Regions from separate parts of the Homo sapiens genome. Here regions 1, 2 and 4 are each linked to region 3. The links are chromatin contacts, found by Hi-C or POLR2A ChIA-PET in ENCODE. All regions are on one chromosome and are shown on one strand. The core of a region is the stretch at or near the end of the contact, and the rest is flanking DNA. Distances in the headings are between cores, read along the strand shown.

Evidence for each region. Hi-C counts contacts between places; a loop is a spot of excess contacts on that map. ChIA-PET counts read pairs that join two places held with the same protein, here RNA polymerase II (POLR2A). Pooled maps may share reads with other maps.
Region 1: a loop to region 3 is called in a map of Caco-2, with 3 times the contacts of the local background. The contact joins the enhancer-like site here to the promoter of BDNF in region 3. A Hi-C loop is called at or near these places in 1 of 168 maps with a recorded cell type or tissue (Caco-2) and 3 of 50 pooled maps.
Region 2: a map of IMR-90 shows a loop between it and region 3 (6-fold over the local background). The contact joins the enhancer-like site here to the promoter of BDNF in region 3. A Hi-C loop is called at or near these places in 5 of 168 maps with a recorded cell type or tissue (HCT116, IMR-90, PC-3 and 1 more), 1 of 37 single-sample maps with no recorded cell type and 3 of 50 pooled maps. POLR2A ChIA-PET finds 5 or more read pairs at or near these places in 8 of 52 experiments (AG04449, AG04450, BJ and 5 more).
Region 4: a map of heart right ventricle shows a loop between it and region 3 (7-fold over the local background). The contact joins the enhancer-like site here to the promoter of BDNF in region 3. A Hi-C loop is called at or near these places in 11 of 168 maps with a recorded cell type or tissue (Caco-2, Right ventricle myocardium inferior, cardiac septum and 3 more) and 12 of 50 pooled maps. POLR2A ChIA-PET finds 5 or more read pairs at or near these places in 1 of 52 experiments (activated T-cell).

The regions. Positions count from the first base shown.
Region 1 is chr11:27,880,828-27,883,539 of GRCh38, reverse strand. No RefSeq gene overlaps it. Among named protein-coding and RNA genes, the nearest start is that of MIR610, 170 kb to the left of the region's middle. Within about 2 kb of position 1,384, at least 2 of the 41 ENCODE cell types and tissues checked have a DNase peak (open chromatin) inside an H3K27ac peak, as active enhancers do.
Region 2 is chr11:27,933,535-27,936,234 of GRCh38, reverse strand. No RefSeq gene overlaps it. Among named protein-coding and RNA genes, the nearest start is that of MIR610, 120 kb to the left of the region's middle. RefSeq lists enhancers at 962-2,161, 1,836-2,337 and a silencer at 1,919-2,213. Within about 2 kb of position 1,279, at least 7 of the 41 ENCODE cell types and tissues checked have a DNase peak (open chromatin) inside an H3K27ac peak, as active enhancers do; they include HCT116, IMR-90, PC-3 and 2 more, where a contact is called at or near this core.
Region 3 is chr11:27,699,163-27,701,862 of GRCh38, reverse strand. BDNF (brain derived neurotrophic factor) reads left to right here and starts at 1,408. Exons shown (of 2, transcript NM_001709.5): 1 at 1,408-1,699.
Region 4 is chr11:27,524,703-27,527,504 of GRCh38, reverse strand. All of the region lies in intron 1 of BDNF-AS (BDNF antisense RNA), which reads right to left. Among named protein-coding and RNA genes, the nearest start is that of MIR8087, 11 kb to the right of the region's middle. Within about 2 kb of position 1,511, at least 2 of the 41 ENCODE cell types and tissues checked have a DNase peak (open chromatin) inside an H3K27ac peak, as active enhancers do; they include heart right ventricle, where a contact is called at or near this core.

The sequences.
Region 1 (2,712 bases), core at 135-2,634, 180 kb before region 3:
TGTTTGGGGCCTTCATTTACAAAATGAAAGGTTTTCATTTGTAAAATGGAGGAAATACTTATCTTACAGGTTTATTGTTAGGATGAAGTGAATAATGCACATATAGGACCCTGCCTAGCACATAGCTTTTGTTTGTTCGTTTTTTTCTCTGATGGAGTCTTGCTCTGTCGCCCAGGCTGGAGTGCAGTGGTATGATCTCGGCTCACTGCAACCTCTACCTGCTGGGTTCAAGCAATTCTCCTGCCTCAGCCTCCCGAGTAGCTGGGATTACTGGTGTCTAACACCACGCCCGGCCAATTTTTGTATTCTTAGTAGAGATGGGGTTTCACCATGTTGGCCAGGCTGGTCTCGAACTCTTGACCTCGTGATCCACCTGCCTTGGCCTCCCAAAGTGCTGGGATTACAAGCATGAGCTACCGGACCCGGCTAGCATATAGTTTTGACTTAAACACTGATATTGTACTCACTATGTGCCAGACAGTGTTGTAAGCACTGTACAAATTAACTCATTTACTTCTCATGTCTACCCTATGATGCGGGTGGAATTGTCATCTCTACTTTCCAGGTAAATCAAATGAACCATGGAGATGTTAAGTGATTTACTCAAGGTAAATGACAGAGTTGAGATATAAACCCTGAGGTCTCAGTTCGAGTTGATTCTAAATCACTACACTGTGCAGCACTCAGTAAGCCTTTCTTATTGTTATTATTAGGGGTGTAACCTTGAGCAAGTCCTTTGGTCTCTGTAAGCCTCAATTTTCTCACCTGTAAATTAGAGATAGCACCAATGTATGTTGTGAGGACATAATGCATGAGAACAATATAGCGTAACCTGCAAAATACACGGTAGTATTCAAAAGATGTGTTTCTCTCTCTCTCTCCTCTAGATCTTCTTAAACTTCTTTCTGTGGTTATAAGAACATCTCCAGCCTGAGGAGGCAGATACTGATCTAGCACAAAACCTGACTTGGTTCCAGTTTTTCAGTACTGTACTGAGGCTGTTTAGTCTGTTCTTTAGACCTTAGGACACCTTGCTTCAACTTCAGGGCATGTTAAATTTTATCGTTCCCCTCTCCAAAACTGGAATGGCCCCAAGGCTGAACTTTGGCAGAAAGACTTTTCAAGCTCTGAAGGGTGTGTCTGTCCATTTACTGCATTTCTGTTTAGATGTGAAACTTCTGAAATGACTGGAATGCTCCTTATAAACATTCTTAATTCTCACTTGTTTGCTCAAATTTTTTAACCCGTGGCCACACCCAAATCTTTCAAAGTGCTTTTAAAGTTGGCAATTTACAAAGGATCCTAGATTCATTTGTTGCCACTTTTATGATTGTCCAGGCTTTGATAGGAAGTTTAGAGGTGAAACCAAAGTGTTAGTCATACAGTTTGTTCTCGATTTTGCTACTCTGACATGGTCAGAGAGAAGGCTAGCTGCAGATTTGGAGTGTAACTGTATCATACATACAAATGCACTTAGAATCATCATTCCTCATTTCCTTTCCCACCTATTCCCTCCAAGCAATTGACAGTAGGAAGACCAGGATTCTAGTTCCCTCATTACCCTAACTAGTTCAGTGATCAATTAAATCAAGGGTCAGCAAACTTTTTCTATAAAGGGCTAGATAGTAAATCTTTTAGAGTTAATGGGCCATATGACTTTTGTCTCAACTACTCAAATCTGCCCTTGTAGCTAGAGCAGCTAATTAACATGTAAACAAGTAGGCATTTGGTGTGTTCTAATCAAACTTTATTTGCAGAAGTAGGTGACAGGTTGGACTTAGCTGGCAGGCCATAGTTAGATGACAGCTAATTTAAATCATATTGAAAAACATCTTCATTGCAGAAAGTTCAGGAAAGAATAGAAATAAATAATAAAAAGAAATAGGCAGTTTATTGTAGCCGTCAAATACAAAGACTCTGGAGGCAGCCTGCCTGGATCAGGGTTGTGGGACCTTGAGCAAGTAAATGCCAGCTTCTTTTTCTGTACAATAGGAATAATTACAGTATATTCCTTATAGTTAATGGGAGAATAAAATGAAATGATGCAGGTAAGAACTGGAAACCTAGTCTCTTAGTCAATTCAGGCTGCTATGACAAGATAGAAGATTGGTAGCTTAAAAAACAAATATTTATTTTTCACAGTTCTGGAGTCAGGTAGATCTGGTGTCTGATGAGGGCTCGCCTCCTGGTTTGTAGACAGCCATCTTCTGCTTGTAATCTCACATGGCAAAGAGGGAGAGAGAGGAAGCAAGCTCTCTCCTGTCTCTTCTAGTAGGGTATTCATCCTATTATCAGGGCTTCACCCTCATGACCTAATGACCTCTTAAGGGCCCTACCTCCTAATCCCATCACATTTGGGGTTAGGATTTCAACATATGAATTTTGTTGGGGGTACTTAGGAGTGTAGTGGGCACAAATATGTCTTCATAACACCTGGTAAGCACTCTGTGCTTGTTAGCCGTGACAGAAAGAGGCAGCCGGGTATTGTGGGCAAATGTAGAGTCAGAGACCAGAAAGCCTGGGTTTGCAGCCCAGCTCTGGCTGGCATTTACTAACTGTGTGACTGTGGGCAATTACTTAACCTCTCTGTGTCTTAGCATCCTCTGCAGCAGCAGTCCCTGTCTTATGGAGGTGTTATGTTAGATGAATGAATACATTCAAACTGCTTAGAACAGTACCTGACATTTTGTAATTATTTCAGATGCTACTTTC
Region 2 (2,700 bases), core at 30-2,529, 230 kb before region 3:
AACTCAAATGTATAGTTCATAAAATTGTGTGATATATTATTAAGAAAAAACCTTGCAGAACAGTATGTATAATACACTTCCATTAAAAATTATGTTGGCATAATTATGCATGCCAACAAAAATTATGCATGGCATAAGCATAGAAAAATTGGACGGCTCTACACCTAACAGTAACAATTATTGTAGAGTGCTTACAAGGCACTATCATCTCATATATGTCTATGGTGCTTGAGTGTTTATGGTAAGACTGTGTTACACATGTCATCGTGAGACATTTATAAAGAGTCTATCATCAATCTATCCATCTACTTACCTATCTACCTACTTACCTACCTACCTATTGCTGCAACCATCCGTCTCTGTGAAAGAACACCAAATTGGATTTCAGATTTAAGTCCTCGTTGGGCTTTCAACTAATAGGGCTACAGGAAAGCAATGTGATGGTTAAGAACTTGATCTCTAGATTCAGAAAGACTTGGGTTCCAAACCTGACTTCATTACTTATATTAGTGACATGACTTAATTCTCCTTATTTCACTAAGTGTTTGTTTTCTCATTTGCAAAGGAGGATAAAAATACCTACCTCACCTTCCAAAAGCCTGTAACCCCAGTCCAATCATGGAGAAGAAGATCAGACAAATTCCAATAAAGTGGCATTCTAAAAAAATACCTAATTGGAGCTCTTCAAAACTGTCAAGGTTATCAAAAACAAGGAAAGTCTGAGAAACTGTCACAGAAGAGCTTAGGTAAACATGACAACTAAATGTAATGTGGTAACCTGGATGAGCTCCTGACATAGAAAAAGGACATTAGGTAAAAGCTAAGGAAATCATTGGAATGAAGCATGAACTTTAGTTAATAATAAGGTAACAATAGTGGTTCATATATTATAATAAAAGTACTACACCAATGTGAACTATTAATAATAAGATAAACTGGTTATGGAGTATATGGAAACTTTCTGCACTATCTTCTCCATTTCTCTGTAAATATAAATCTGTTTAAAAACATAAAAAAGACAATTTCCTAGAATTGCCATGGGGCTTAATCAATACAAATGTTACAAATTAGTACCTTGAAGGCACAGAATGGGGGCCTAATAAACAGTAGCGATTACTATTATAATCTCATGTCTCTGTTTTCCTCATTTCCTATCTCTAGCCCATGGGGATTGGACTCAACACGCTGTAAGATCTCTTCCAGCTCGAAGATTCTGGGCCTCTGTAGCTTAAATTCCTGAGGCATGATTCGCTGAATGTGAGTCATATTCACCATCCTTCCGGCTTCTGTGGATTTGTCTCAGTGATGCCGTACCTTGCTATTTACTTTCTTCATTCTCTGGCTGTATGAGGGACTTACAATCATTCCGCAGTTTCTTTCATAAAATGATTGAGACTCAGAATGACTAGCCACACACATTCCCCACAAAAGACCTCCAAGAGTTTCCAACCAGATCCAGATTCTGACATCAGAGGGGCTTCTACTGTCCCTACCACAAGCGTCTGTGTATCTATGACTGTGATAAGGCCCCAGAGAGGACAGAGAGAGAGAGAGGGAAAGGGCCACCAAAAAGTGTTCCAAGAAAGAAAGAACTCCCCCTTCTCCTCTAACTAAACCCAGTATCCTCAGGCAGGGTTCCTATCTGTGTGTTTTAGGACTGCTTCACATCCCATCAGCTCTCTTGGAACCTAATCGTTTGCAGGGCCCCATCAGCTCTATCCAAGCAGAGAAATTACGCGCAAGCTGAAGTGTGCATGCTCTTCTGTGTGGCCCCAGAATGACTTGAGTCTACTGAATGGAATTTCATACATGTGTTGGGTGAGGTGATTTATTATAGGCGGTAATGGAAATTAATTTCACTTTGAACCCTGTGGCACCAGAAAATGCCTAAGTGCTGAGCCATTTTCTTTAAGTAGGCCGTAAAGCTGCTACTTGCTTCTGACTGGGCAGCGAAGTGGCGATGATCACTTGTAAAACAATGAGCTTGAATAGGAGGTTAATGGGCCCTGGCCGACCTCGTGCAGCCTGCAGTGCTCATCCTACCAGCCCCTGCAGTCACGGGACTCAGTCTTCCTGGCGCCACAGAAAACAGAGATGCTGGAGCAGTATTTGTATGCTAAAGCAGAGCCAAAGAAGGGGAGAGGGAAACATTCCTGGGGAGCCAATGACCGTGCTTTGACCATGAGTGTTTGGCTGAAAGTGGTGGCCTTGTCCCTAGAAGTTCCCTTAGTAGGAAGCAGAATGGCTCAGAGCTATAAATGGGCCTGAGGAGATCCTGTTTCTAAAGACGGCCTCAGTAAAGGCTCTTACTGCTTAATTTGAGATACAGAGTATTTTCCAAGACAGCTTCTGGATTCTAAGGCTTGCCATCATGGTCTTCTGATTTAAAGTTTTATAAAGGCATTTTAGTCACTATTGAAGGGCACAAAATTCAGGGACCGTTCTAAGGCCTCCAGTGAAGCCATTCCACAGAACTTGTTGTTACACCACAATTACAAATTTAGGTAGAAGATCCTTCAGGGAGACGATCCTTCTGGGAGATGGGGCTCCTCTTGTAATTCATACAAAAGCCACACATGTGCTCACAATATTGAAGGAGCTATTGCTGTGTAACGTCATGTATTAATATAAATACATATATGTAAAAATTAGTTATTGCTTATTTCCTCATTAGAATTTTTTGTTTAATACCATATTAGA
Region 3 (2,700 bases), core at 159-2,658:
GTTATTAAAAGGGTTAGCTTATACGTGTGTTTGCTGGGGCTGGAAGTGAAAACATCTGCAAAAGCATGCAATGCCCTGGAACGGAACTCTTCTAATAAAAGATGTATCATTTTAAATGCGCTGAATTTTGATTCTGGTAATTCGTGCACTAGAGTGTCTATTTCGAGGCAGCGGAGGTATCATATGACAGCGCACGTCAAGGCACCGTGGAGCCCTCTCGTGGACTCCCACCCACTTTCCCATTCACCGCGGAGAGGGCTGCTCTCGCTGCCGCTCCCCCCGGCGAACTAGCATGAAATCTCCCTGCCTCTGCCGAGATCAAATGGAGCTTCTCGCTGATGGGGTGCGAGTATTACCTCCGCCATGCAATTTCCACTATCAATAATTTAACTTCTTTGCTGCAGAACAGAAGGAGTACATACCGGGCACCAAAGACTCGCGCCCCCTCCCCCCTTTAATTAAGCGAAGGGAACGTGAAAAAATAATAGAGTGTGGGAGTTTTGGGGCCGAAGTCTTTCCCGGAGCAGCTGCCTTGATGGTTACTTTGACAAGTAGTGACTGAAAAGGTGGGTTTGTTTTCTTTCTTTCTCTTTCCGTTTTTCTGTTTGGTCGGCTAGAAAGCGTGTGGCTTTAGCGAGGTCTGTCATTGCCTGGGCTTCCTGGCTGGAACAAGTAACTTGGTGTAACGTTATCTGGGGGCGTTCATCAATAAAAAATGCTGTTATTATCTTGATTGAATTCCTATTAGGCAAACTCTAGAGAGGTCAGTGCGCGAACTCTGTTTAAGCCGGCGTGTTTAAGGCAGCAGAGTAAACCAATAGCCCCCATGCTCTGTGCGATTTCATTGTGTGCTCGCGTTCGCAAGCTCCGTAGTGCAGGAAGGTGCGGGAAGGTGTGTCTGTGGCCCGGGAAACGCACGCCCTCTCCCAGAGAACTTGGGTGCTGGGATGGGGAGGAAGGGGAGAGTTGAAAGCTAGGGGAGCGAGACCTCGGGGCGTGCGATTCTCACTCGCTCCCTCCCGCCCCAGCGCCCACAGCCGGGGTTTCTGCAGAGGGCGCGGGACGCGGGGTTCCCCGGGGCTGAGGCTGGGGCTGGAACACCCCTCGAAGCCGCGGGCGTCCTGTCCAAGGCGCCCCAGGAGGGCGCAGGACTCGCAGGGCGATGTCGCGGGGCCCTAGGGGAGGAGGTGAGGACAGGCCCCGGGGGAGCGGGGAGTTCCGGGCGCCCCTCGGTTCCCCGCGCGAGGAAAAGACGCGGCGTTCCCTTTAAGCGGCCGCCTCGAACGGGTATCGGTAGCGCGGGCGAGCGGGGAGCGGGGGGCGGGGGGCGGGGGGGGGGGGGCGGCGCCGTTTGACCAATCGAAGCTCAACCGAAGAGCTAAATAATGTCTGACCCGGGCGCAAGGCGCAGCCTGGAGCTCCGGGTCCCCGACGCTGCCGCCGCCGCGCCCGGGCGCACCCGCCCGCTCGCTGTCCCGCGCACCCCGTAGCGCCTCGGGCTCCCGGGCCGGACAGAGGAGCCAGCCCGGTGCGCCCCTCCACCTCCTGCTCGGGGGGCTTTAATGAGACACCCACCGCTGCTGTGGGGCCGGCGGGGAGCAGCACCGCGACGGGGACCGGGGCTGGGCGCTGGAGCCAGAATCGGAACCACGATGTGACTCCGCCGCCGGGGACCCGTGAGGTTTGTGTGGACCCCGAGGTAGGCAAGCGCTGGGAATGGGGCTTGGTGCAGGAGCTGCCCGTCCGCGGGAGAGAGTTGACTGGGGGATCCCCCACCCCAAAGTTGTGGGACGAGGCCAGTCTCCTTCTTTCCTCCCCTCCGGTAGAAGGGACGATTTGGAGTTACTCTTGGGGAGTTTTCTCCCCCATCCCACAACCCAGAAGGTCAGCCGGCACCACCAGGGAAAAAGGGACCCGGGGAAGTCACGAAGTAGAGGAGGGAAGGCCTGGAGGAGACCCAGAGCTGCGTGATGGGAGCAAAGACGGCGACCCGGGGATCCCTCGCAGCCCTCCCCCAGCCCAGGAGTAGTCGAGAGAGACTTAGGGGGCCAGAGCTGTCGAGGGTCCTGACTGAGGGGAGGGTGCTGGGGCTAGGCTAGGAATCCTTCCAGGGGGTGGGTGGTCCCCGCGCCGACTTGCGGGGGGAGTGGGAGGGAAGCTTGCGCCTTCAGCCCGCATCCCTTCCCCGGAGCTGCACACGGCTACCTGCTCCCCAGGAATTGAGACTGAAGTGGACTTACAAGTCCGAAGCCAATGTAGCTTGGAAAACTTGGGAGGCGGAATTCCTACCGCTGGGAACTGAAAGGGTCTGCGACACTCTCGGGCAGGCCGAACCCACATCTCTACCCATCCTGCGCCCCTCTTCTGAAGCGCCCTCCAGGGAAGTTAAGAGTTTTGACTTTCGGGGAGTGGTTGGGATGTACGTGGGGGATTCTTGACTCGGGTTAGTCTCTGGGGATGCAGAGCCGGGAAGAGGAATGGGTGAGTGAGTTACTCCTGGAAAGAAATAGCTGAGGATTGGGGGCTCTGTGCCTGACGGGCAAGAAGAAGGGGAGATTACAGACTAGGGGCATCCCTAAGGAAGAAGCCTCGGGGCTGCGAGGGTGAACTGGAGGATGCAGTGTTTGTGTGTTGGGGGTAGAGCGGGGATGAGGGACCGGGGTGGAGGGGAGGCGAGGAGGAGGAGGGGACCCAGAGAAC
Region 4 (2,802 bases), core at 262-2,761, 170 kb after region 3:
AGCAGGTTATACAGTAGATAGTAAAGCTAGAAGTAGGAATGAGAATAGGATGGGAAAGGGGAAATGTTGACTCTCTCAATGGGAAGGAAAGGATGGGCAACAATGATATCAGAATGCCAAGATGGGGACGGGGCAGTATATAATAAATGCAATTTTCTGGTCAGCTGTGGTGGCTCACGCCTGTAATCCCAGCACTTTGGGAGGCCGGGGCAGGTGGATCACTTGAGGTCAGGAGTTCCAGACCAGCCCGGCCAACATGGTGAAAACCCGTCTTTACTAAAAATACAAAAAAATTAGCCAGGCATGGTGGCAGGCCCCCTGTAGTCCCAGCTACTTGGGAGACTGAGGCAGGAGAATTGCTTGAACCCAGGAGGCAGAGGTTGCAGTGAGCTGAAATCATGCCACTGCCACTCCAGCCTGGGCAACAGAGCAAGACTCCATCTCAAAAACAAATAAATAAATAAATGCAATTTTTTAGCAGAGCAGGAGTAGATAAGACAGCAGTGACCCTCTCTGCGTGCATGCAATCTTGTGTTCCTGGGCTTGAGCCTGGCATGATTTGCAGCTGGGTATAAGAACACAAGCAATGTGATTCATTCTGGCACTATTTAAACTTTAAGTACGTCTCAGATGTAAAAACAAAGGAGAATATGCCACCAACCTGGTTCATTTGGGTGAATATAAAAAGGAGATTACTCAAAGCTTTAAAAAAAATTTTTTTAATGGGCTGTGTTTCTACCCCACCCTTAGGGAGTGCTGGCTAGGAAGACTTATGTATTGTGTTAGTTAGCATGAAAGGTGGGGAAAAACAGAGTAGGGCAACCCAAAGTCAAAATCAACAACCTTTATGAATCTGAGCCATGGACTCTTTGCCTAAAGGGGATGAGGGAGGAACCAAGTTTCCACCCTCTTAATGCGGAAAAGAGAGCAATTGTTGATAGAAAAAGGAAAATATTTTCCTCTCCTCCCCTCCCCAGAAAAAGCATGATTAAATAACAAAGGTTGCTGCCCCAAATCCCCATATCCTAATTAGAAAGTAAAAATGGTGGGCTTTTAAAAAATTATACAGAATTCGTATATAAGACAACAACAGAGTAGGGTGTCTCCCTCCAACCTTGGGTCTAGTGTAATTACACACAGTAATTAACAACGAATTTGTAACCAGTCCTGTTGGCTCTGTTCAGGTGCCAAGTGTGGTAGTCCAGTGGATCATCAGCTATGGGTGCAGAACCCTAATCTAAAGGCACTGAAACCTCTAGGTGATGAGTGATGGATTCCAAACGATTGCATAGACTTGAGGGAAAAGAATAAGGCTTTGGGACTGAAAAAGAGACAGACACCTGGGTTACTTTCTTGGTGCCAAATGTCATCCCTCTGGTCCACAGACCTCTTTTGGACAGAATCAAATGCAAGTCCAGCACATGCAGCAAAGCACAGACTCAGCCCAGCACTTAACTCTCTGCCAGCCTGAGATTAGGCCTGAGGACATCGGGCTCAGCCAGAAGAGGAGGAGTGCCAGAAAGCTTGAATTTGGCCTGCCATCCTGTGTTTGCTGGGACTTGTAGCATCAGTATTGGTGCTGGATGGCAAATTCCTGTAGGCCTGGCTATGTGTGAGGCTGAACAGAATTATCTCCTTAATGAAGGCTTTGGGTAATGGATTATGGTCCCATTGTGATCAAACCATTTCACCTATTCCCACACATAGGGATCATATCACCATCAATGAAACCAGGCCAGCCTTAAATTAAAATATAGACCAAATCTACCCTTGGCCTGCTCAGAGCTGGGTGACTTTATCCACCTCTCTTCTCTCAACATGCTCCACCTTCCCTGCCTTCCTCCTACCCTCCATGCTAGCAAGGCCCAAACCCTCTTTGCTGCCTCTGCCTATCCAAGGATCTCTCTCAGTAAACTGGTTATCTGAAGTGAGGTCTTGCCCCACTCCAACAGACATTCATTGAGTCTTAACTATGGGACAGACAATATGCTATGTACAAAAAATACAAATATATATTTTTTAAAAATGTGCTCCTCAGCCTTGATGAGAAGAGCCATATAATTCACTCAAAAATAAGTACTGAGCCTTCTGCTGTGGGCAGGACATAGTGCTGGGCATGTCAGAGGGCACAGAGACTAAGAATACACATTCTCTCACTCCAGGAATTCGTTGAAATCAAGAAAAGACTTAGAGGCAAGAGAAGAAGAGCTGTGTAGTGGAAAGAACCATAATGTATTGCCCAGTTAGTGTAAAAGCTTCTAATTGCTCTCCTTGCTTCTACTTTTGTCTCCTGTAATAATAATAGCAATAATAATTAGTATAATACAAATCCATGCGCCATCCAGGAGCCAGAGTTTTCTTTGTAATACATAAATCAGATCATGCTACGTCTAGCTTAAAACCTCCCAAAGGCTTCCTTCAGTGCATAAAATAGCATCCAAACTCCTTCACTGTGACTGACAAGGCACTGTATGACTGGTCCCTATCTGCTTCTCCATCTTACCCACTTCAGACACATTGGCCGCTTTTCTGTCTCTCAGATATTCCTGCCTCCAAGCTTTTATCTTTGTAGTACCCTCTAACTAAAAATGATTTTCTTCCAGATTTTTGTTTGGCTGGCCTCATTTCATCATTCAGGACTCAGTTCAAATGCCCCTTCTTCAGAGACGCTTTCACTGACAAGCTTGTCTAAGAAACTCCTCCTCAGTCACTCTATGGCTATTTTCTTTTCTTCATGACACATGTTGCTATCAGAAGCTATCTTCATTTTTTTGTTGTTGTTTGTGGTTTTCGTCTGTTCGT